Linked DNA regions of Homo sapiens: region 1 is linked to region 2. A link is an interaction called in ENCODE POLR2A ChIA-PET data of the cell type or tissue named here. Cell type or tissue: MCF 10A. All regions are shown on one strand. Each heading gives the region's core, and the rest is flanking DNA. Links, peaks and the distances in the headings are about the cores only.

Region 1 (11,071 bases), core at 4,056-8,055, 550 kb before region 2:
AGGGGCTCACATTCAAGTGGGCAAAGATCCAACAAACTCTTGCCATAAAATATAAAACATTATAATAGAGATAAATTCAGGAGGGCCATGAGGGTACCTAAGGGCACTGAGAAAGCTTCACAGAGAAAATATTTGCGAGACAAGCAGCAATTGTTAGGCAGACAAGGAAAGAGAGTGTATTCCAAGTAAAGGGAATAGCATATGTTAAGGAACAAAACATGACAGATTTAAGTGGAGCTGGAACATCAGTTCAGAATGTAGTGAGGACTGGTGAGAGATTACACTGTAGGAGGAGTCAGAAGAGGTAGGGTATTACTGAGCGACACTTCTGAGCAGAGAAAAGATGCTATTCAAAATTTATGATAACCAATATGGCATGGGCATTAACCAGTTAGAAAGGACTCAGAACAATACGGAAAGCCATATTGGGGCCTCTAAGGAAGGGATTCCTTATATTTAGAATAGTTTTGGCAACTGAAGTGAATATAGGTAGATAAATAATGGATTGGCTATCACTGAGGCTTCCATGTTGTTTGAACATTTAGCCTGGCAGGAACAGTAATATCTGGCATACAAGATATCTACTCAGTGGCACATAATACTATTTTGCAGAAACAATTTTAGAAATTGCACCCAAATGTGTGTGTAAGAGATTATTTACTGCGCTGCCAAAACTTGGGTATCTATTCAGTAGAATGTCAGGGAGGAAGATTACAGCATCTCAGTAGTCCTCTAAGCACACAGAGCACAGCCACACACATAACATGTCCCTAATCAATGTTGAATTGCTATAATGAAGTCGGTTGAATTGAATGTCTTTCCGTTGAAATGTGATCCCTGTCAATTTCTTTAAAATGTTGTATCTCATAATTCTAATTAACTCACCTCTTCCCCTTATCTTATTCATTGCCTTCGCTAATAATGTCAGATATTCTTAGGATAGAGAAGGAACATTTTTTAATTATCTTCGAACTCCATAGAACTCCCTCTTAGTTAATTATCTTCTTATTCTCCCTGACTCATCCATGGTCATCCCACACTATAGTCTTATGCTAGCATGGGTTTTATTGTCTGACCTGTTGTTTTTCTGAGCCTCCCAAGTGAGAGAATCAGTAATGCAGGCTAGCCGCACAATGAGATTATATTAATCATTTATTTGTAAGTGAACCAGGTCGCCTTTCACATCAGCTCTCCTAACATGTCAATTTGTATCACATCTAATATGAGACAGCCCGAAAAAATCAGTTCCATCTAAGTAAGGAACTGTGAACAAATCTTTTTAAGAAAATTAGTAAGAACAAAAATGATTTTTTCACTCCAGTTTAGTCTTAATCAAAGCAGTGGGACCAGGGTCATCTCCACCTGCTGTGAGCGCAAATTCAACATTGTGTTTGCAGGAAGTGAGACCACAGGGTTTAGGCTTTGGAGCCAGACCAGCGTAGGTTTAAATTCCAGTTTTACCACTTGCTCACTGTGGACCTTAGGTAAGTTTTTAAAATTCACTGAGCCTAGGCTTCTGCATTTCTAAGTTTGGGGTTGAATGTGCCTACCTTGAAGGGTTGTTCTGAGAATTAAAAGTAAGGTACAGAAAGTGGAATGTGCTTAGGAGAGTGCCTGGCAGTGAGTAGACACTCATTATGTGATACACTGTATTATATTATTGTTGTTATTGTGAGTCCATTGTAAACCAGAAAGAACAAGAGACCATGAGTCAGGAGCCTGAGTTCTGTTCTTAGCTGTACCACTAATGAGGCAGAGACATTCACTGAGAAACGGCTAATAGGTAACATGAGTTCCACCACTCTCCTAGTCAACATATATGGCAGGTATCAATAATCAGTCATAGCATTTTTTTCCTAATGAGCAAAAACATAGATTTAGAATCATTCTCAGCACGGAATTCCAAACAGCCTCTACTGCTCAATTAAAGTCGGCAAATGAAATGAAACTTATTTGCCTTCCCTAGATTAAATGGTCTTAGATGTATCTTTTAGTGTTAACATACTATGGATCTATGGAAGAAATCCTCTCTGATAATGTTTACAACCCAACTATGAGGTGAAGTGAAGGGTTCAAGGTTCAGAGAGTGACTTCCAATATAATGAGTCGGAAACAAATAATTCAACTTGGTGGTGTGATACAGTTAAGATCTAACTGGATTTATGCCTGTTTCTTCTGCTGTGTCCTAGTTCTATGACCTTGGGCAAGTCACTAACCTCTCTGAGCCCCAGTTTCATCATTTGTAAAAACAGACAAAAGATGATTTTGTAAGATGTTAACATCAGGAGAAACTGAGTGAAGGATGCATAGGGATTCTCTGTACTCTCTTTTCAACTGTCCTGTAAATCTAAAAGTATTCTAAGATTTAAAAATTTATTTTTTAATGGGAAGAAGGGCATCTGCCTTGAGGAGTTGTGGAGAGTAAATGAAATAAGGTGTGGGAAAGCACATAAATAGTTTGATGTCTTTCTTTTCCCCCTCCCAGCCATCTCCCTTCATCTACACATTCAAACGTGTAGAACACCTGAGGAATCAGGAGATATGTTTTCTGGATTGTGGTGCCAGCGGGTTCACCTGCCTGACAGCACTGCAGTTCAGAGCCTGGCTGCCAAGCTGAAACCCTGCAGGCAAGAAGGTTGGGTTTACACAGTCCTGGGAGCCAATGAATGCATCACACATTGCCAGAAAGCAAAATGGCCGGCCTGCCTTTGTTGGAGTCAGCCTATGCGTGGGAGGAGGAGGGATGGAGCATGCAGGAGGAAGTGAAATAAGAGGACTGGGCTAGAATCTGGATGCTAAGACTTGCAGGTAGTCAAGGAAGCGGGTTCGTGCTCCACCCACACCCTTTTCCTTAAGGGTCTTTCTTGTCAGCTTTAGAATCATTTTGTTGAGTAAATGCACTGTTTCCAAATAGACCCTGACATATCCAAATAAGTTAGTTGGGGGTGGCAGGGAGGAGGAGATCTGTGCTGTCCCCAGGCCTGTTTGCCCCCCCAAGTCCATTACTTCCTTTTCACATCTCTGCTCTTGTAGCAGGGAAGCTGATGGGGCAGGTTGGCCTTTGCAGGCTGTTCCCCAGGCTCTGATGGGTTTGGCCAATGGAAGGCACTGTTAGGATATTAGAAAGCAAAAGGGAGAGAGAAACCAGGGTATTTCTCTCCCTCCCCCTCTGCTTCATGTGGTGTCCCCAGCAGTGACTGTGTCTCTTTGTGGCTCTGGCACTGCTGACCAGGTTACTGTGGCTCAAGTTTCTACTAAGTGTCCCAGCCCTGAGGTTCTAGCCAAGGAATGGTAGCAGCTCCCTGCTGTGACTAATCTCTAGGTTGCTTCATTGTCCTCTGCTTGGCATCACAGCTTTTCCATCACCTGTGTGATCAATTCCCTGCACTGAATCCCTTTTCCCTTAAATAAATACTCAGTGATTTCTATTTTCCTGGTTGGACTCAGACTGATCAGTCATCCACTAGCCAACAGCAATGATTCCTTCTTTCCACTAGCCAGTTTGTATTTTGGAATACAAGGCTCTGAGAGACTTACTTGGAAAATGTGGGTGGGATATCAGGGGAGTGGAAGAGGTCTAGAGAATTAGACATGGAGATCAAGCTCAGGAGAGCCAAGCATCTAAGAGTAAGTCTTTGGAACAAGAAGGAGGCAGGAACAGAAAAGCAGTTAAGCTAGTCCTTCTGCTTCTCACATTTGCCCTGTCCCAGACTGTGGCTGCTCTGGGAGTCATCTGCTTTGGCAGAGAGCAAGTCCAAGCCTAGAAAGACAGGAGAAATGTGGGCTCCGGAGTCAGCTCCAGGAACATGGAAAAAAAGAAGAGAAAAACTCACGGGTGTGGCCAGCCTGCCTGTAGGTGATTGTTGCAATCCAGTCAGATGAGGAAAACAAACATAGGAGTCCAACTGATCCCATCAATCAGGCTGTCCTGATGGGCTAAGTGCAATGACTTCAACAGCAACAGAAAACACACGGTACTGTCCCCAGGACACGAGTCCCTTCATTTAATTTCCTTGCAAACTGTATTTGGGGCTGTATAGACCCAGCCACAGTGCTTGAGTCCCATTTATCAGCCACTAATTGACTGTGTGACCTTGTACAAGGCACTTAATAGCTGTGTGTCGCCATTCTTCTTTGTAAAACAGGGAGAGGGGAATCTGGCCCCCTGCTTACCTAAAAGGGCACATTGTGAGTACCCAATACACATCAAACTGTAATTCCAGCTCTGAGGAGGTGCAAGAGCAGATGCCTGAGAAATGCTTCCTGTTGGGGACTGGGAAAGAAAGTAGAATGGAGGAACTCCAGTGTAGTGCTCAAGAGCATGGTTTGAAGGGAATTATTGTTAGTTTGGCGATGGGGGGGATAATAATTTCGTCATTGTATATAAAAATATCCCTATTTTTGAGTTGCATAATGAAACATGTGGGGTAAAGCATAAGAGGGAAAAAGAAAGAGAGATAGGTAAAGCTAACATGGAAAATCATGATAGATGTTGAATCTGGGTGATGGATACTTGGGGGTTCATTATACTATATTTTTTACTTTTGTGTATGTGTTTGAAAATTTCCATAATAATTTTTTTCAAGCATGTATTTTAGAGTCAGACCAGGGTTCAGCCCCATTCATTCGGGCAACAAATAGGTATGACTAATACTGGATGCCAGGCCCTGAGCTTTGACTCAGTGGTGGTGGGTGGACAGGGCACAAAACAGGTCAGGTCAGGATTCCAAAGTGAAGAAAAAGCATTTAGATATTAGATAATCAGGCAAAAATTGAAAAGTACCCACTTCACCTCTCTATGTTCTTTGTAAAGTACTTTTCTGCTTGAAAGGGCAGAGTTTTGTCTGATAAGTTCTTCCATAAGCCCTGGAGGCAAGAACCACCCCCAGCCTAGAAGGACACTGGAGCTGTCTTTTTCTGGCCTCCAGTAGCAGCCAGCAGCTAGGCAGGCCTGGAGCCCTCCATGTTGGAGATCACTGACTGCTGGTGTGGGCTGCATTACCAGTGCCCTGGGCAACTCATGTAGGTCCCCCATCCTCATTCCCAGGAGATTTCAGGGCCTCCTTAGGTCACAAGCAAATTGCCATCTCACTCCCTCCCCTGTCTCTCCCCTTCAAACACGCACAGGATTAGGATTATGTAATTGAAATAGAAAAAAAAGAAAAAGAAAAAAGGTTGTCTCAAAAGTTAGACCTGTATTTCAGTCCCGGCTTTACCACTTACTATCAATGTGACTTTGAGCAAGTCACCTCCAGGCTCTGAGCTTTTGTATCCTCTTCTGTTAAATCGTGACAAAATGGTACTTCCCTTGTAGGATTACATGAGGATTACCAAGGAAATGCAGGCAAAGTACTTAGCACAGTGCCAGGTAGGCGGTATGCCCTCCAAAATCTGGGCACTGCTATTGTTCAGGGAGAGGAGAGGAAACAGTCTAGCCTCTGCCCTGGTGAAGAGGGAAAAAGACATGAGTTGAGGTCTGGGAGTCACAGCCTGGTGATGAAGCATGCAATGGTCCTCTTTAATGTGGGCTTTGAGACAAAAGATCAGATTCATCTCCCCACTAGGTTAGGGATGGCAGAAGTGGAGACCCTCTGGTGTGGGGGCACCCTCGGAATTTAGAGGACACCCAAAAAGGAAAGCCAGTTCTGAGCCCATTGCCAAAAGGTTTGGCTTCCCACAAAGCAGCCCCTGAAACAACCTACATACACTCCCCACCTTCCATGACAAATGCTTTGCCCACATCCTGGCAGTTTATCTAGAAGCAGCCCTGAAGCTAAGCAGGTTCTTTGGCCCTGTAACAGTTCCAGATCCCAAAGCTCCAGCTGCTAGCTCAGGATCTGGGAGTATAAGCCTAGGCTAGTATAAGCCTGAGGCTGGCACACCACAGGGTGAGTCACACACAGCCCCACTGTTCCCCATATGCTGACTGGACATATAGAGGGATGGCCTCCTCTTCCTGGAGGCCTAGTAGAATGTCACAGAAGCTAGTGCTGCAACTTACAGATTCCATTTTCCAGTTGAAGAGGCAGAAGCACGGAGAGGTTAAGTGAGTCATCCACCAGGAGCAGATGCATGTGCAAAAGCAGGCAAGGGGCTCTAGGCCTCCTCGTCCTCCAACCAGCCTTCTTGCCCTTTGCTCTCTGCTGTCTCTGAGTACAGTAAGTCCTCACTGAACGTCCTTGACAGGTTCTTGGGAACTGGACTTTAAGTGAAACAACGAATAACAAAACTAATTTTACTGTAGGCTAATTGATATAAACAAGAGTTAAGTACCCACAGCATATTTCTGGTCACAAAAATATCACCAAACTTCTAAATAAAGATCCAAATACCAGCCTGGGCAACATGGTGAAACCCTGTCTCTACTAAAAATACAAAAATTTAGCCAGGCATGGTGGCACACGTCTGTAGTCACAGCTACTCAGGAGGCTGAGGTGGGAGGATCACCTGAATCCTGGGAGGTTGAGGCTGCAGTGAGCCGTGATTGCGCCACTGCACTCCAGCCTGGGCGAGAGGAGTGAGACCCTGTCTCAAAAACAAACAAAAAAACAAACAAACAAAAACCACCCAAACACTTCTAATATTAAACATTAATAAGTTAATTAAACATTAACAATAAGTGTGAGCTACACATACATTTAGGAAAGATTAATAAAAACAAGTAAGAGAATTATTTGCCTAATTTTTGGTGAATCAATGAGTGACAGCGGTTGTAGCAATGGCGGGTCAGGTCAAGGAATAAACATTTGCAAAGCAAAATCATAAGGAGCACCTCCTGCCACCCAGCAGTTCCAGAAGAATCACAAAAGCGCTCATTGAGCGCTTTCCTATCGTGTCATTTATTATCATGGATTCGTATGGTCATTGTGTACTTTACGAGTTTTCATTTTCCAATAATTTGTATTCACTCATTCAGTTATTTTCTAACCCGCTGATTCCAGTTCAGGGTCACAGGTGGCCGGAGCCCATCCTGGCAGCACAAGGAGCACAAAAGGTGGGAACCACCCTGGTCAGGACGCCATCCTGTCCATGGACAGTGGCCCTGGGGAAAACCAAATTTTCCCCATTAACGTGATAACTAAATGGCTTTGAACAAAACAATGTTATTCAAGGACCTGCTGTATAGGATTGTGCCAAGCAGTTCTCAGGCCAGGGTAGGCCAAGAGGAGGATGAAGAGAGAAGAGGGATGAACCCTAGAAGAAGAAACTTTTAGAGGCACCAGTGGGATGATGATATGGCAAATAGCACAGGCCTTAGGAGTGAGGGACAGAGGGACTTGGAGCCTGGTTTCTGCTCTTCCTGGTTGTGTGACCTTGAGCAGTGTATTTTATCTCACTGAGCTTCAGCCTCTTCACTTGTAAACTGAAGATAATAGTATCTGCCTTGTAGGGCTGTTGTGAGGATCAGAGATGAAAATAAAGCACCTGGTACATAGTAATTGCTCAATAATCATAATGATCAACTAGTGTCTGCTCTCTGCCAGGCTCTGGGATAAGCACTTTACATAACAACTATGAGGTAAATACTGTTATTAGCCCTTTGTGTAGATGAGGAAAATGAGGGTCCTGGAAGTTAAGTGGTCCAAAATGACCCAGCTAATTAATGATGGTACCAGGATTTGAACCCATGTAGTTGGACTTCACAATCAGCTCTCTTAAGTTCTTTACTTCTTGCCTTGTTTTTGTGGAAGATGCAGTCTCCGGTGGGAAGCAGGCCCAAGAGGGACAATGTGCAAATTGTGCAAATGTGGTCTTAATCCAGGAAGCAAGGCAGCACATGTCCCCATAAAGAAGTTTCAAAGGGAAGGCCAAAGCCCAGGCCCTTGCATCTGTTGCACATGTCTTTAGCCATATGCTTTCTAATCCACCCACAAACTCACAACGCCAGCTCAAACACTCAAACTCACATATACATACCATCAAATCTTTTTATTGCTGTCTCTTTAATGCTTCCCTGCCTTTTTAGTTTCATGGAACACAAAGAAAAGTATATTTTTCAGGCCTAAAGGGTGTAAATGATCAATATCTTGGTACATCAATTGAGTCACTTTACTGTAACCCAAAGTACAGCACTTTGCTGTAACCCCTCTATATACTCTAGGCACAATGATCTGAATAGAAACTTCCTGTCAAACACAGGCTCAAAAGGCACTCTTGCGTGAGCCCTTGTAAATGGATTAATGTATGGTATTGGCTTCTTTAAAAATTGTGGTAGAAGGCTGGGCACAGTGGCTCACGCCTATAATCCTAGTCCTTTGGGAGGCCGAAGTGAGAGGACTGCTTGAGGCCAGGAGTTCAAGACCAACCTGGACAACAAAGCAAGGCCTTGTCTCTACAAAAATAAAAATAAAATAAATTAGCCAGGCATGACGGCACATGACTGTAAGTCCTAACTACTTGGGAGGCTGAGGTGGGAGGATCACTCGAGCCCAGGAGTTTGAGGCTGCAGTGAGCCATGATTACACCATTGCACACAGACTGGGTGATAGAGTGAGACCTTGTCTCAAAAAAAAAAAAAAAAAAAAAACCTGTGGTAGAAATTTGAGCATTTAAATCTTTCACTACATTTTGGGTTCTGGACCCATTTTCTCCCATGTACATTTGAAGCTGATAGTTGAATAATTACTTGATACTTAATGTGATGCTGTACATTTTTAGACATGCTATTTTAAATGTCAAATCAATATGAATTTATTTGTCAGTCTTTCATACAAGCATGGATCATAATAAACTCATCCGTGATTCATGAGAATGTAAAATATACTCTCATGGGAACTTTATCTTAATTCAATATTATTGGTCTTTTAAATGAAACATTATGTTTTCCCTTTTGAACAGAGTTCATTGGTAATTGTTCATCAGAGGAGAAGCATATTATTTTTTCACATTTTTTTAAGCCTTTGACAAAATCAGGGATGAAATCTGGCTATGTGTCTGTGATGCCAAAACATCTGGATGAATTAAAAAAGGGGAAGATGATGCTGTTCAACGACTATGCTGTTCGGTCCAAGTACTACTTGCCAACATCTGGGTGTCTGGCACAAGAGAGTTGACAGTATGTCCTTTTCATCCACATGTTATGGCTTTGTATATATAGATGGTTTCTCACTAAAGACAACTTAGATGCCTCTTTGATTAGGGAATACACCAGAAGTTTAAAGTGGAAGTGGTGGGACAAAGAGAAAATTACAGCAGAAGACATTCCTAAAACGGTTCTGCCACTGCCATAGAGTCGTAGCCTGAGCAAAAGCCAGAGGTAGGAATGTGCAAGATTTCTACATAAAGTAGTACTGGGAAGCTGCAATAATGATATAGAAAATTGTGGCTACTATACAAATCATAGAAAGGGGAAGAGAAATCTTCAATGTACCACTTACCAGAAAACTATTTACTCTAAATCAGCACTTATTAATCCATGTTCACTGTAGGCTGATGTGGTGCCCCCAAGCATGATGGTTGGGAAAACAATGATTTGACCATGAATTCAGCAGTCCAGGGCCCATGTGGCAGTCACATGTATTCTTAATACACTACTCAATTGTAGCTCAGAATTGAGTTGGTGGACATTCACAGCCTCAGTGTGAATGTGGGGAAAACCAAACAAGGGGATTTCATTCCATAAAACCAAACCCAAAAAAGCTCAGTAGACAAGCTGAAAATCAGCCTGGGAGAAAAGAGCTGTCAGTATGCCTTTTAATACTGAAGATCACTAGAAAATAACCCAAAGTCATGGAAGGAAGGAAACAGGCAAAGAGAAAGAGCTTCAAAATTATTCTCTCCATTCCCAATCCCAGAGTAAATCAGGCACCTTTTGAAGATGAAGCTACGCTGAATAACCATGTTCCAGATGACAAAAAATGGGTATGAGAGGGTAGCAACCAGCTGCTGTTCACCACTGAAGCTGGTTCAAGAATAAATAATTTTCAACAGACGTGGGAAAGAAAGGCATACTGCAGAAAGGGTTTACAAGGGAGACTCAAGGAGCTTCCTTCTTGAAAGCCCTTATGATCAAATTCTAGATGAAAAAACAATTTCACCTTCATGACTGATAAGTTTGTTTGACTGGATTAATTAGCTGCTTGGTTAGAGTGACCAGATAATTTAGTCATTACAGCTCAACCCCTCCTGAAACTAAACATGATCTAAGGACTCAGCAAAGCCATCTCTATTTTGCTGGATGACAGCAAGTGGAATTTCTATTTAGCCCTCTGTTTTTTGGATCTACAGTAGTGGAGAGTCCCCTGATATCCTCTGGGCATATTCAGTTCACCTAGGTACATGAGATCTGATTTCAAGATAAAATATTTAAAAAAACACTTCTGGCTGCTACTTCTCAAATATTGTGGCTAAAAGCAGTGTTGATGTTCTCGTCATTCTTTTATGCAATCAAATAGGTAATCAGAGTTATTAAAATATATGTATATATTTAAATGCAATTAAATATTATTTTCACTTTGAAATTTAAAAAAGGCAGAAAGCTTGTAAACATTTATTTTATTTTTTAACTTGAATTGACCCTTGTGTTTAAAAGAAATATGATTTCATCATGGATCTACAAGGGACTCCATGTTGCATATATTTATGTACCTTGTAGGAATTCAGTAAATATAATTCAGCCTTGAATCCCATCAGTTTCTTTTCAAAGATCGTTTAATGTAGGCAGGTATTTTATTTAAATATCAATGTAGATATTTTATGGCATCCTCCCACATACAACTTGCAATGTTTCTCCATTGGGTCAAGTTTGTATCTTGTTCAAGTGAAAAAAAAACAACTAATGGTTAATTGGGGGACAAACACACTTCACACACTTCCAATACTCTGTGGTAAACAAGCGAGCTGACTCTGTCCTTGGTGAAATAAAACTTTCTCCTAGAGCCAGGAATCAAATAAACACAGGATGTGTCTATGCTTCTCAGCCTTTTCTTTTCAGATGGAATCATGGTCTGCAATGACCTGACTGTCTGACTTCTTATTTTTCCTTCCTTCCTTCTTTCTGCTGTTCTTCCTTTCCTCCCTGCCCCGCCTTTCCTCCTTTCATCCCTTCCTCTCTTCTTCCTTTTCTCCCTTT
Region 2 (11,071 bases), core at 4,555-8,554:
TCACTATTCTGGCATTTGATGGGTGAAAGATAATGTTATTAGAGCCATAGATAAAAGTACTCTCATATACATATCTGGGTTTGGAAAATCTTGGCTTTTCAAGAGAAAAATGCTTTTTTCACTTACTGTACGATTCAGCTAAAAAGCTTCCTGTAAACTAGACCAAGTACCACCTCTTCCACGAGGCCTGGGTAAGTTCCATTGAATGTTCTCGGAGTCACATGCTGAGCAGAAAGTTGAGCTGGGTTTTCCCTGCACATCCTGGATATTATCCCATTTATCTATTCTAGCCTGATCATGAGAAATAGCAGTAAAGGAAGACAGACTACCAAAAAATGTGAGAACAAATATGTTTGCAGACCTTTATTCAGCAGACAATGTCTTGTACCTAGAAGACACATAATGAGTGTGTATGGAGTTGAAGAATGATGTTTAGACAATGAACTTGGTTCTATTTACCTGCCATTCAAATCTTCAGGAGGCTGCCAGGATGAAATGCAATACTCCAGTTACTACTAAGTCAAGTCCCTCAGAGATGCTGAAGAAATCTCCAGAAGATTCAAGGTATCATATCTTAATCCCACCCCCACCACATCCCCTACTGTCTCTGCAGTAAACATAGCTCTGGAGAAGTATAGACTGACCTTGGGTTTCATCTTTCCTTAAAGTTGTTCAAACACCTTTTTTTTATTATTATTATTTTTAAAAGATGTTTATTTAGCTCAAGGTTCTGCAGGCTGGAAAGTACAAGAAGCATGGTGCCGGCATTTGCTCAGCTTCTGATGAGGGCCGCGTGGTAGGTCAAACCATCTCAGGGAAAGTCAAAGGGGAAGTGGACTCATGCAAAGAGATAAAACTAAAGGAATGTCCTGGCATTATTACAACCCATGCTCCTGGGAACTAATTCATTTCCATGAGAACTAATGAAGTCTTATTGGAGTGAAAACTCACTCACTATCAAGAGAACACCACCAAGTTATTCATAAAAGATATTCCCTGGTGACCAAAACACCTCCCACTAGGCCCCACCTCCTGACACGGGCACATTGGAGGTCACAGTTCGCATGAGTTTTGGAAACACTTAATTTTAAAAGCAAGGGCCTGGTCAAATGATATGCATATGGATTTGTCAACCAGCTACTTTGAGCAATGATCATAACCATGAGGGCTGAGGTAGAGAAGGTTGGAATTTGTAATCACCGGAAAAGCAAAAGCCCTGACCACATCCAAAGTGTGACTTTCTGGTACAATAGGCTTCTGGAAGTAGATGAATCTGGGTTTTTCAAGGTTGTCATCTTAGCAAGGGATGAACTTGGATTGTTCAGGTTTCCAAGGAAGCCCGAAGTATACCCAACGGTTCTGTGAATATAGTGATGATTCTGAGAAATCTTAGAGTCTAAAAGTTTATGGTAGAGTAGGTAGGGTATTCTTATGGTGATGTAATGAAATTGTAACTGGCCAAAACTCCAGAAAGTACCAATGATGTCCTCAGCCCAGGAAATGTCTAACCCCTGCCTCTTTCGTTCCATGTGATTTAGAACTCTCCTGAGGCCCAAGGTTATTCTTCTGGAGCTAAAGGGTCCTAGGCAGACTATCTGTAGGTCTTGTTCAACAACTCCCACCATTTTCATTTCATATTAAGAAGTGAAAAAGCAAGAGTTATTTTCTCATTCTCCCGAAATTTTGTTTGGATAACTGAAGCAGAAGACTCCAGGGAACTGCACAAACAGAGAACTAGCACTGGGCAGATTAGGAGTGCCATTGTATGTATGGGACAGAAGAGCATCGGTGCTCCCACTCTTACCATGGGTACGGTAGAAGTGTGGATGTGGGTGTGGCCATGTGACTCCGACCCTAAGAGTATGTGATGTCATGTCAGGTCTTTCATCATTAGCCTCTAGAAGTTGGGGGCTAAGACTTCTGTCTGATCTCTGAAGCAACATACATTTCACATATTCTCAGGGAAAGCCTGAAGCATTTGCCCTTGTTTTCTTTCCATGAACAATCTTGGAGCATCATGCTACTCATTACAGCTTTGATCTCAAGGCCTATAACCTTTAATAGATGTAGTGTGAGTAGGAATGACTTAGACCAAAAGCAGCCCTAATTTAAGAAACTAACATTAAACACTGACTAAGGTTTCTACGGGGCAGCTAAAGGGGAGAGAATGATCAATTACAAACCAGTAATAGGTAGCCAAAAGTCAGACTTCTCAGTCACAACCTGGGGGTAGGCCAAAATGTGAAGTCGAACAATAATGTCACAAATAGCTGACTTTTTTTTTGCATTTGTTCTGTTAGGAAAGTCTGTCTTGGAAGATTCAGTAAGGCAGCTGGCTGGTTGGAGGAGCCATTTGTCACTTTAGCCAGAGAAGCCTGTAATCTAATAGTTTCAGTTCCCCTGGAAACAAGTGCATAGAGGCATGTCTGCTCTGGAAAAGGCAATCTGAGCAGTGCCAGGGTGCTTGGAAGAGCCTCAAATACAGGCTGTGAGTGCTGGCTCCTCAGAAGGTCTTACCCAGAGAACAGAAGCCTGGGGCAGCCCAAGGTACTTCCCACCACCTTGTTACTTGTGACTTTGCGTCACCTATTTTGCTTCCCCAGGCCTCAGTCTTTTTACTTGTAAAATGGAGTTAAGGATAGTAACTCATGCTTTGAGTCAGGCAAGGCCAAAGTTCAAAACTCCATTCTAACATTTCCTGTTTGAACTTTGGCAATTAATTACTCTCACTCTGAACCTCTCTGAATGTTCATTTCTTCATCCATAAAATGTGGGAAATAATACTGATTGTTTGGATCTTAGAAAACATAATAATGTATGTAAACATAGTAGACATTCAATAAACACTTGTTGAATTAATAGATGAATGATAGTGCCCAGCACATAGTAGGTGATTTTTAGGTGTAGGTTCATCTTCTTTCTTCCCTAACTAGATATGATATGGAATCATACAGTGAGACAAATTATTCTTACTGAGCCACAGGATCCAGGTATCAGCCTAATATTCTAGAGAGTGTTAAGTTTACATCTTCTATGTTTTTTTTCAATTGTTTTTATAGGCACTATTCTGGCCAGAAACATATATCTTAATTGCACTGACGGAAAATATGTTATAGCTAAAGGCAAAAATAAGAAGTAGTATCATGATAACCCAGCTAATATCAAAAAGGTGAACAATTTCTCTCTATAGAAAAATGTGCACACATTCATCAACACAAAGAAACCCCCACAGAGTTCTGCATGTAACCTCAAGGATCCGCCAAAGCCCCAGGTTAAGAACCTCTGGTGCACAAGACTGGACAGGTAGGGCAGCTGACCAGGTAGTTGGCATAACAACCTTGTAAAACTTTTTGCCAAAAATTTTAGGCAGATGCAGATTTTAAAGAATAACATTAGCTTTTCCCTTCAAACTTTCATTCTAGTAGAACCCTGCTTCACCATTCTTAGCTCCTATCTTTTCTTCTTACCTCCTTCCATTCCTTTTAAAGCTGGTCACAAGACTTTCTTTAAAAAATGAAAATTAGCCAGGCATGGTGGCTCACGCCTGTAATCCCAGCACTTTGGGGGGCTGAGGCGGGCAGATCACGAGGTCAGGAGATCGAGACCATCCTGGCTAACATGGTGAAACTCCGTCTCCACTAAAAATAAAAATAAAAAAAGATGAGCTAGGCGTGGTGTCAAGTGCCTGTAGTCCCAGCTACTCAGGAGGCTGAGGCAGGAGAATCGCTTGAACCCAGGAGGCGGAGGCTGCAGTGAGCCGCCAAGACTGTGCCACTGCACTCCAGCCTGGGTTACAGAGCAAGACTCCGTCTAAAAAAAAAAAGAAAAAGAAAGGAAAATTATAGCTGGTTTATAACATTTCCATCTGTCTCTGCTATGTTGAAGTTAGGAAGATCTATAGTTGGTGGTCATCAGCATTTCAATTTAATTGTATTGCTCTATGTGTTAAATGTTAATATTCTTTATGGTAATTGCTGATTGGTCTTGAGTTGCAACATATATCTGTATATAACTATATATGTAGATCTCTGCCCATGACCATTAATATCACCCATTCTCCATATATAAAGGTTGTCCTTTGATCTACAGGTTCAGCTGAAAGCTCTTTGAGAGTATCCAGGCCTTTTAATGCTCTTTCTTAGAATGAGCAGCCCTAGTCCTTGTATTCTTTCTGTCCGTTGTATGGCACACCTTGTATTCTTTCTGTCTGTTGCAATTTTCCCCAGCAACTGCAGTCTGTGTTTTGAAGTCATGACTCAACACATATATAGAATTTTTCTGGCCAGTGCAGTGGGTCACGTCTGTAATCTCAGAACTTTGGGAGGCCCAGGCAGGCGGATCAAGTGGTCAGGAGTTCAAGACCGGCCTGGCCAACATAGTGAAACCCCATCTCCACTAAAAATACAAAAATTAGCCGGGCATGGTGGCACGTGCCTGTAGTCCCAGCTACTCCGGAGGCTGAGGCATGAGAATTGCTTGAACCCGGGAGTTGGAGGTTGTAGTGAGCCGAGATCGTGCCGCTGCACTCCAGCTTGTGCAACAGAGTGATACTAAAAAAAAAAAAAAATTTCTGTTCACCCAGCTTGTGGTTAGCCCACTTTAATCTATCATATTACAGCTGTTTGAATATGGGACAGTTATCCATTTTCCATCCTTGAGAGGCTGTGTTTGAATGATTATTGTTTCACTGCAAGTAGACTGGCTATGTTCCAGGAACTGTCCTGTCACTGCATATTGAGTACAGTTCCTGTATTATGCTGGTAAAGCAAAGGTCCTTCATTATAGCCTAAATCTACAGTGTGATTCTGGGCACACATGGCTGCAATTTTGTCCAGTAGCCAATACCAGAAAATTTCTGTTGGTGAACTTTGTTTCAGTGGAAAGCATGATAGCTAGCCCAGGCAGCTTTTGATTTTGAAGATGGGGATGATAGCAGACTCTTTCCATACCATATCATTGGTCAAATGCATCAGACAGAATGTTCTGACTGGTTGAAAATTTCCATTTGTGAGTCACTGCTTCCTTCACTGTCTCTTACCAAAAACTTTTCTTTAAGTTCAAAATTTGTATACTGTCCCTTAAGAGTATGAATAGTCCTATAATACCCTACTAAGTGAGAAAGAATGGTGGGAGGCAAGGAGCCTGTGAGCAGCAAATCCCTGATACAGACACAAAGGATCACAGAGGGCTTGAAGCTTTCACTCAAAGACCTTTTTTTCATTTTTATTCTTTAAAATCCAAGCCACAGATAGCATTTTTTTTCCAAGGAGCTTTTGAAAGCTGTAGTACCAGCCTCCAAGAATTTTGGCAGACTGAACTCTGCCAATCCCAGCCAATGCTAAGTACAAGCCTAAATGTAAGCAACAGGGCAAGGGACAGGTGGAAATGAACAACATCTCATATTTTTACTTCCTTCTATCTTTCCCCACTTCCACTGAGAGCTACATGTCAGAATGTCTGCTGTGGAAGGAAAAGATTGATCGAACGATTCTCTCACATCTAAAGTCATAACGGCCACTAATGTTTAAGCACTAATTCTTTGTCTGAGTGGCGGTATAGTGACTAAGGGCATGGGCTCCAGTGCCACATTCCTAGACTCAAATTCTGACTCTCTGTCTTAGTAACCTAGAGACTTTGGGGCAATTGCTTTACCTGAGAGCTCTTGGTTTTCTCATCTTGGATGTGGCATTAATATCACTACCTACCTCATTGTATTGTTGTGAGGTTTATATTAAACACCTTATATATGTGTGTGTATACATGCATGTGTCTCAAAACAGTGTTTTAATAATAATTTACTAATATTATTATTATTACCAGGGTTAAGGGCTCTTCCACTCTGCCCTATTCTGTTACTGTCATGAATTCCCTATATTGTCCTTGGATCTCAATGCTATGTTTATTGTTCCAACAGTGTCTTCAACTTTGTAGGACTAGACTACACCTATGTCCATGAGAATGTTCACCAGGCTCCTGCCCTAAATCCCCTTTGTGATGGCTCTGGGGGTCCCCTTGGGGCCCTAACACCATAGCCAAAAATAAACTCCTTAATCTACAAGGGAACAAATAGAACATAAAGAGCAAGGGAGACAAAAGTCAGTAGCAAATGGAAGGCTGCCTAACACATCAAAAGCCGCTCCATGCCAGTAGGAAGTAGAAGACCAGAGCTATCCCTTTGGTTTGTGGTTTGCTCACTTTGTTCCGTTCCCCACTTCTTCTCTCCCTCCTATTTCCCCATCCATTTAAAAAAAAAAAAACAGCATGTTGAGGCTGCTGACGCAGTAATCTGGCTTGTGGTAGCTCTTACTGTGTAGTGACTCACACTGAGGAGCAGGAATAATTTGCCTGATGGGGGAGGGAAAGAGAGTTTTGTCTGTGTGGGGGTGTACAAGGCAATTGCTGGGGAGGTAAGCAGACAGCTAAAAGAGCACACCAGTCAGCTCTCCTGGGAAAAACCCTCACAGGCCCAGGGCATGGCATCCCCTTGGCGGAGGAAAAGAGTTTGGAGAGGGCGGAAATCCCAATCATCCAGTTTTCAGTTTAGGGCAGTCACAGAGGACTTCGAAGCCATGGGACTTGATAGATCTTGGCAACTGCAAACCTAAATCTGGAGGACTTGTACAAAGGAGAACAAAGAGCAGAATAGTGAATTAAGTTCTACTTTCCCCTTCCCCCGTCCTCCAGGGACACAGGGCTTTCATGATGCTCGGTGCTTCTCCAAACAACTTTCAATTCAGCACCCCCTCTCAGGTGGGCAGCTTCCCAGCCCAAGTATTGCCAAGCATTTCCAAAGTTCATCACAGTGGAAACCATGAACGGGAAGCCTGACCCACTCCATAGCGGGGCCTTAGGCCTCTACTGGGCTGTCTTCTCTGTAACTCCCAGGCAATTTCAGCGTCAGCCCGTAGGAGGAGATATGGGCAGGAAGCCGCTCGTTTCTTTTCCCCTGGAGGCAGACCTCCTCCCACCCGCTGTTCTTCATACTGTTCATTCACCAGGTTCCTCATAAATACCACAGTCCCCTTTCCCTAGCCTCTCCTCATGACTTCAAAGTGTAGGACAACTTAAATGTGGCTCTTCTCCCCAGAGGTGGTCAGGGATACTTGCTTAAGGCATGCCTTTCTCTCTTTCTCTTATAAAATTTCTCTTGATCTATACTATTTTTCTCAATCCTCTTTTGAATGACTAAAACAGGTCAAATAATCAAATCCAGGTTTGAGTGATGATGGCAGATAGATAATATCTCGCTTTGCTACTTTTCTCAGGCAATTTATGCATTTTCAAAGGATCCTACAATATGTTAGCCCATGTATTGGCACACTTTTTCTGTAAAAGGCCAAATAGTAAATATTTTAGGCTTTGCAGGCCATACTGTCTTTGTTGCAACTATTTAACTCAGCTGTTGCAGTCTGACATCAGCAATAGACAATTCATAAACAAATTGGAGTAGCTCTGTTCCAATAAAGAAATAAACCGAATATCATGTTTTCATGTCACAAAATATTATTCATCTCTTGTTTTTTTTTCAACCATGTAAAAATGTAAAAAAATTCTTAGCTTGGACATACAAACAAAACAAAACAAAACAACACAAAAAAACAGGAGGCGGTCTAGATTTGGTCCGTGGGCTGTAGTTTCCCAACTGATGCCTTATGAAAGGATTGATTCAAATGAGAGTTTCACATAGTGCTGTAAGTTGAATGGGATGTGGAGAGAGAGCTTTTTAGAATGGGATTAGGGACAACCTCGCCATCCTCTTCAAATCACACCAACTAGGTACACTGTTGCATGCTTGCTATTTCATTCAATACATATTTCTAAGGAACTATATATGCCAAGCACTGTGCTAGGTACTATGTAATGCAATTATCATTAATAGAATAAAATAGATGTTGTCTATGCCCCTATAGAGTTTAAAGTACAATGGGGGAGACAGATAATCAACAAGAAAATAGCCAATAAACATATCTTTTCAAGTTATGATAGATGTATGAAGAAAACACAGGAGAGAAGTTGCATAGGATGACAGGGGAGCATACTTAAAAATTGCAGTCAGGGAAGGAAGTTTTGCATATGGAGAGGTTTTTGCTAAAAAATTAGTCTGGTGAAGAGAAGCAAGGAGTAGGGGAAATAAAGTAAATTCCAGGCAGCATGCAGAAAAATCAGCATGTGTAAGGAGCCTGAGACAGGAAAGAGCTTACCTTGCTCACAGACCTGAAAGTAGACATATAACTAGTAGTATTGGAGGAAAGTGGCTACAGAGGAGATGGAAGAAGTAGACAAAGTCCAGGTTATTTACAGCTTTGTAGTCCATAGAAAGGAGCATGGGCTTCATTTAAAATGCAAGGGAAACTCTTTTAAAAGCTTAATCTGGCTAATGTGTGCAGAATAGACTGCAGGGAAGGGGAGAGCATAAACTGGGTAATCAGTTAAGCATTCATTACAGTAGTATAGGCAAGAAGTGATGGTGGCTTACAGTAGGGTATTGGCAATGAAAATTTAAAAAGAGTGGACATGTATGAGATTTTTGGCAGAGGAGCTAGAAACTATGGAACTTGCTGATTAGATGTTGGAGATGAGAGAGATAGCAGAATCCAAAACAATTTGCTGTTTCTGGCTTCAATAGCCTGGTAGATGGTTGTTCCTTTTGATGAGATAGGAAAGACTGGGAAAGGAAATTATATTTGGGGAATGGGAGGTAGGGAAGATGGTACGAATAAAGAGTTCTATTTTGGGGCAGGTTAAGTCTAAGATGCCTTTGAGATATCCAAGTAGATGTCTAGCTAGTTGGTTATGTGAGCCTACCATATAAAGGAGAGTTTGGAGTTGGGGATATAAATATGGATGAAGTCAACATATAGATGATATTTAATCCCATGGGAGTAGAGGAGATCACTCAGTGAGAGTGCAGATAGGGAAGAGAGGAAGCCCTAGAAACTAGTGCTGGGCCACTCAAAAATTTAGATATTGGATACAGGAGGAGTCCATTGGATAGAGAAGCATCTTCAAAATGGACTGAAGAGGAGTAGTCAAAGATACTGGAGAATTAAGAAAAATATGTATTGTCACAGAAGCTGAGAGAAGAGACTGTTGGAGGAGAGAGTAGTCAACTGTGTTGAATACTGGTGGAATATCAATTTAGATGAGGACAAAAGGAACACTATTGGTTTTGGTAACATGGAGGTCTTAAGTGACCTTGGCAAGAAGTTTGGGTGGGGTGGTAGCAATGGCTGAGGTGAACAGAGATGTAAGACCTGATAGGATTAGCCTTGTAAGGTCAGTTCCAGAGCTGTGATCCAGAATGCATACTTGGTGGTTTGGCAGTTTCCAAGGCAGCTACTCCCTCGGGCAGCATTAAGTGGTATGGCCCTGATGGCGTAGCATGGCTTTCTATTCTTTCACGGTGTTTTTTTTTTTTTTTTTTTTTTGAGACAGAGTCTCGCTCTGTCACCGAGGCTGGAGTGTAGTGGAACGATCTTGGCTCACTGCAACCTCCGCCTCCCAGGTTCAAGCGATTCTTGTGCCTCAGCCTCCCGAGTGGCGGGTATTACAGGCGTGAGCCACTATGCCCGGCTAATTTTTGTATTTTTAGTAGAGACTGGGTTTCACATTGGCCAGGTTGGTCTCGAACTCCCAACCTCAAATGATCTGCCCACCTTGGCCTCCCAAAGTGCTGGGATTACAGGCGTGAGCCACCACGCCTGGACTCATGGTGGGTTTTAAAAGGAAATAAATGCTCATGCATTTATTTGTTCAGTAAATATTAATTGAGCCATTAATAAGTGCCAGGTACTCTAGATGCTGGAGGTGAAGTAGGGAACAAACCCCTAAAACTTCCTGCCCTGGTGGAGCCTATATTCAACTGACTAGTAAAGCCAAATAAACAGGCAAATATAGTCAATCTCATTAAGTACTATGACATAGGAAGATACATTAGTCAAGGTAGTTCATTCTGACTTCTGTAACAAACAACCCTCACATCTCACTAGTTCAACACAATAGAAGTTTATCATTCATGTCACATGCCAATGCAGGTCAAGCAGCTCTCCTGGGATGCTCTCTTCCAAGCAGTGACTCAGGAACAAGGCCATTTTTGTCTCATGGCTCCACCATCATAGACCTCCTCAGAGTCCTCAAATGGAGCCTCTGTATTCTGTAGGTCAACAAGGAAAGATAGCTCACAGAGTATCATGCAGCATGATTTATGGCCAGACTTGAAATTGAAAGTGACCAGAAGCCAATCTAATGGCAAGGGATGCTGGGAAATATAATCTTCCTCTTTGTCCAGGAAAGAAATGGGATCGGTGAGAAACTAGTCTCCACAAGTGAAGTGTAGGTCAGAAGAAGAGCTTTTTTCTTTTCTTTCTTTCCTTCTTTCCATCTTTCTTTTTCTTTTTCTTTTTCTTTTCCTTTTTTTTTTTTTAACGGAATCTTGCTCTGTCACCAGGCTGGAGTGCAGTGGTGTGATCTTGGCTCACTGCAACCTCCTACTCCCGGGTTCAAGCGATTCTCCTTCCTCAGCCTCCCAAGTAGCTGGGACTACAGGGGTGCGCCACCACACCCAGCTAATTTTTGTATTTTTAGTAGAGACGGGGTTTCACTATGTTGGTCAGGATGGTCTTGATCTCTTGACTTCGTGATCCGCCCATCTCAGCCTCCCAAAGTGCTGAGATTAGAGGGGTGAGCCACTGCACCCGGCCAGTAGAGCTTTTAATATTTATTTAAAGTATCAGGAAAAGGTTCCTAGATGAAGTGACATCTAAGTCACCTGAAAGATGATGAAGAATTAGCCTAGTGAAGTGAGGTTAAGAATATTTCAACCCGAGGGAACAGCAGGTGCTAATGACAGAAGGTAAGAGAGAACATGGTTTATTTGAAGGACTGAATGAAGTCTGGCAAGGCCAAAGCATACAGCATGAGCTCAGAAATGGCAAGAGATGAGAATGAAAAGGAAGGGTCAATGCAAAGGTGAGTGCAGGCCTTTGGAGTGATGATTTCAAATAGAAGAGTCAAGCGATCCTACAGGGTAGCTGGTCCCTGATGAAGGCTCTGGGTAGAGGTACTAGGGCAG

What was found. ChIA-PET counts read pairs that join two places held together with the same protein. Peaks named below come from ENCODE experiments on the same cell type or tissue, not always from the same donor. Only the 100,000 strongest peaks of a DNase experiment are listed, where the experiment ranks them.
Region 1: POLR2A ChIA-PET joins it to region 2 with 5 read pairs; 1 of 35 experiments calls an interaction of 5 or more read pairs at or near these places.

What each region holds. Positions count from the first base shown.
Region 1 is chrX:110,389,729-110,400,799 of GRCh38, reverse strand. All of the region lies in intron 1 of RTL9 (retrotransposon Gag like 9), which reads right to left. It also overlaps a transcript of AMMECR1 not described here. Among named protein-coding and RNA genes, the nearest start is that of RTL9, 36 kb to the right of the region's middle. In MCF 10A, for the core only: no CTCF peak of the experiment used is centred there; a DNase peak (open chromatin) is centred at 5,919.
Region 2 is chrX:109,835,979-109,847,049 of GRCh38, reverse strand. No RefSeq gene overlaps it. Among named protein-coding and RNA genes, the nearest start is that of ACSL4, 110 kb to the right of the region's middle. RefSeq lists an enhancer at 6,473-6,985. In MCF 10A, for the core only: a CTCF peak has its summit at 6,945; DNase peaks (open chromatin) are centred at 6,339 and 6,899.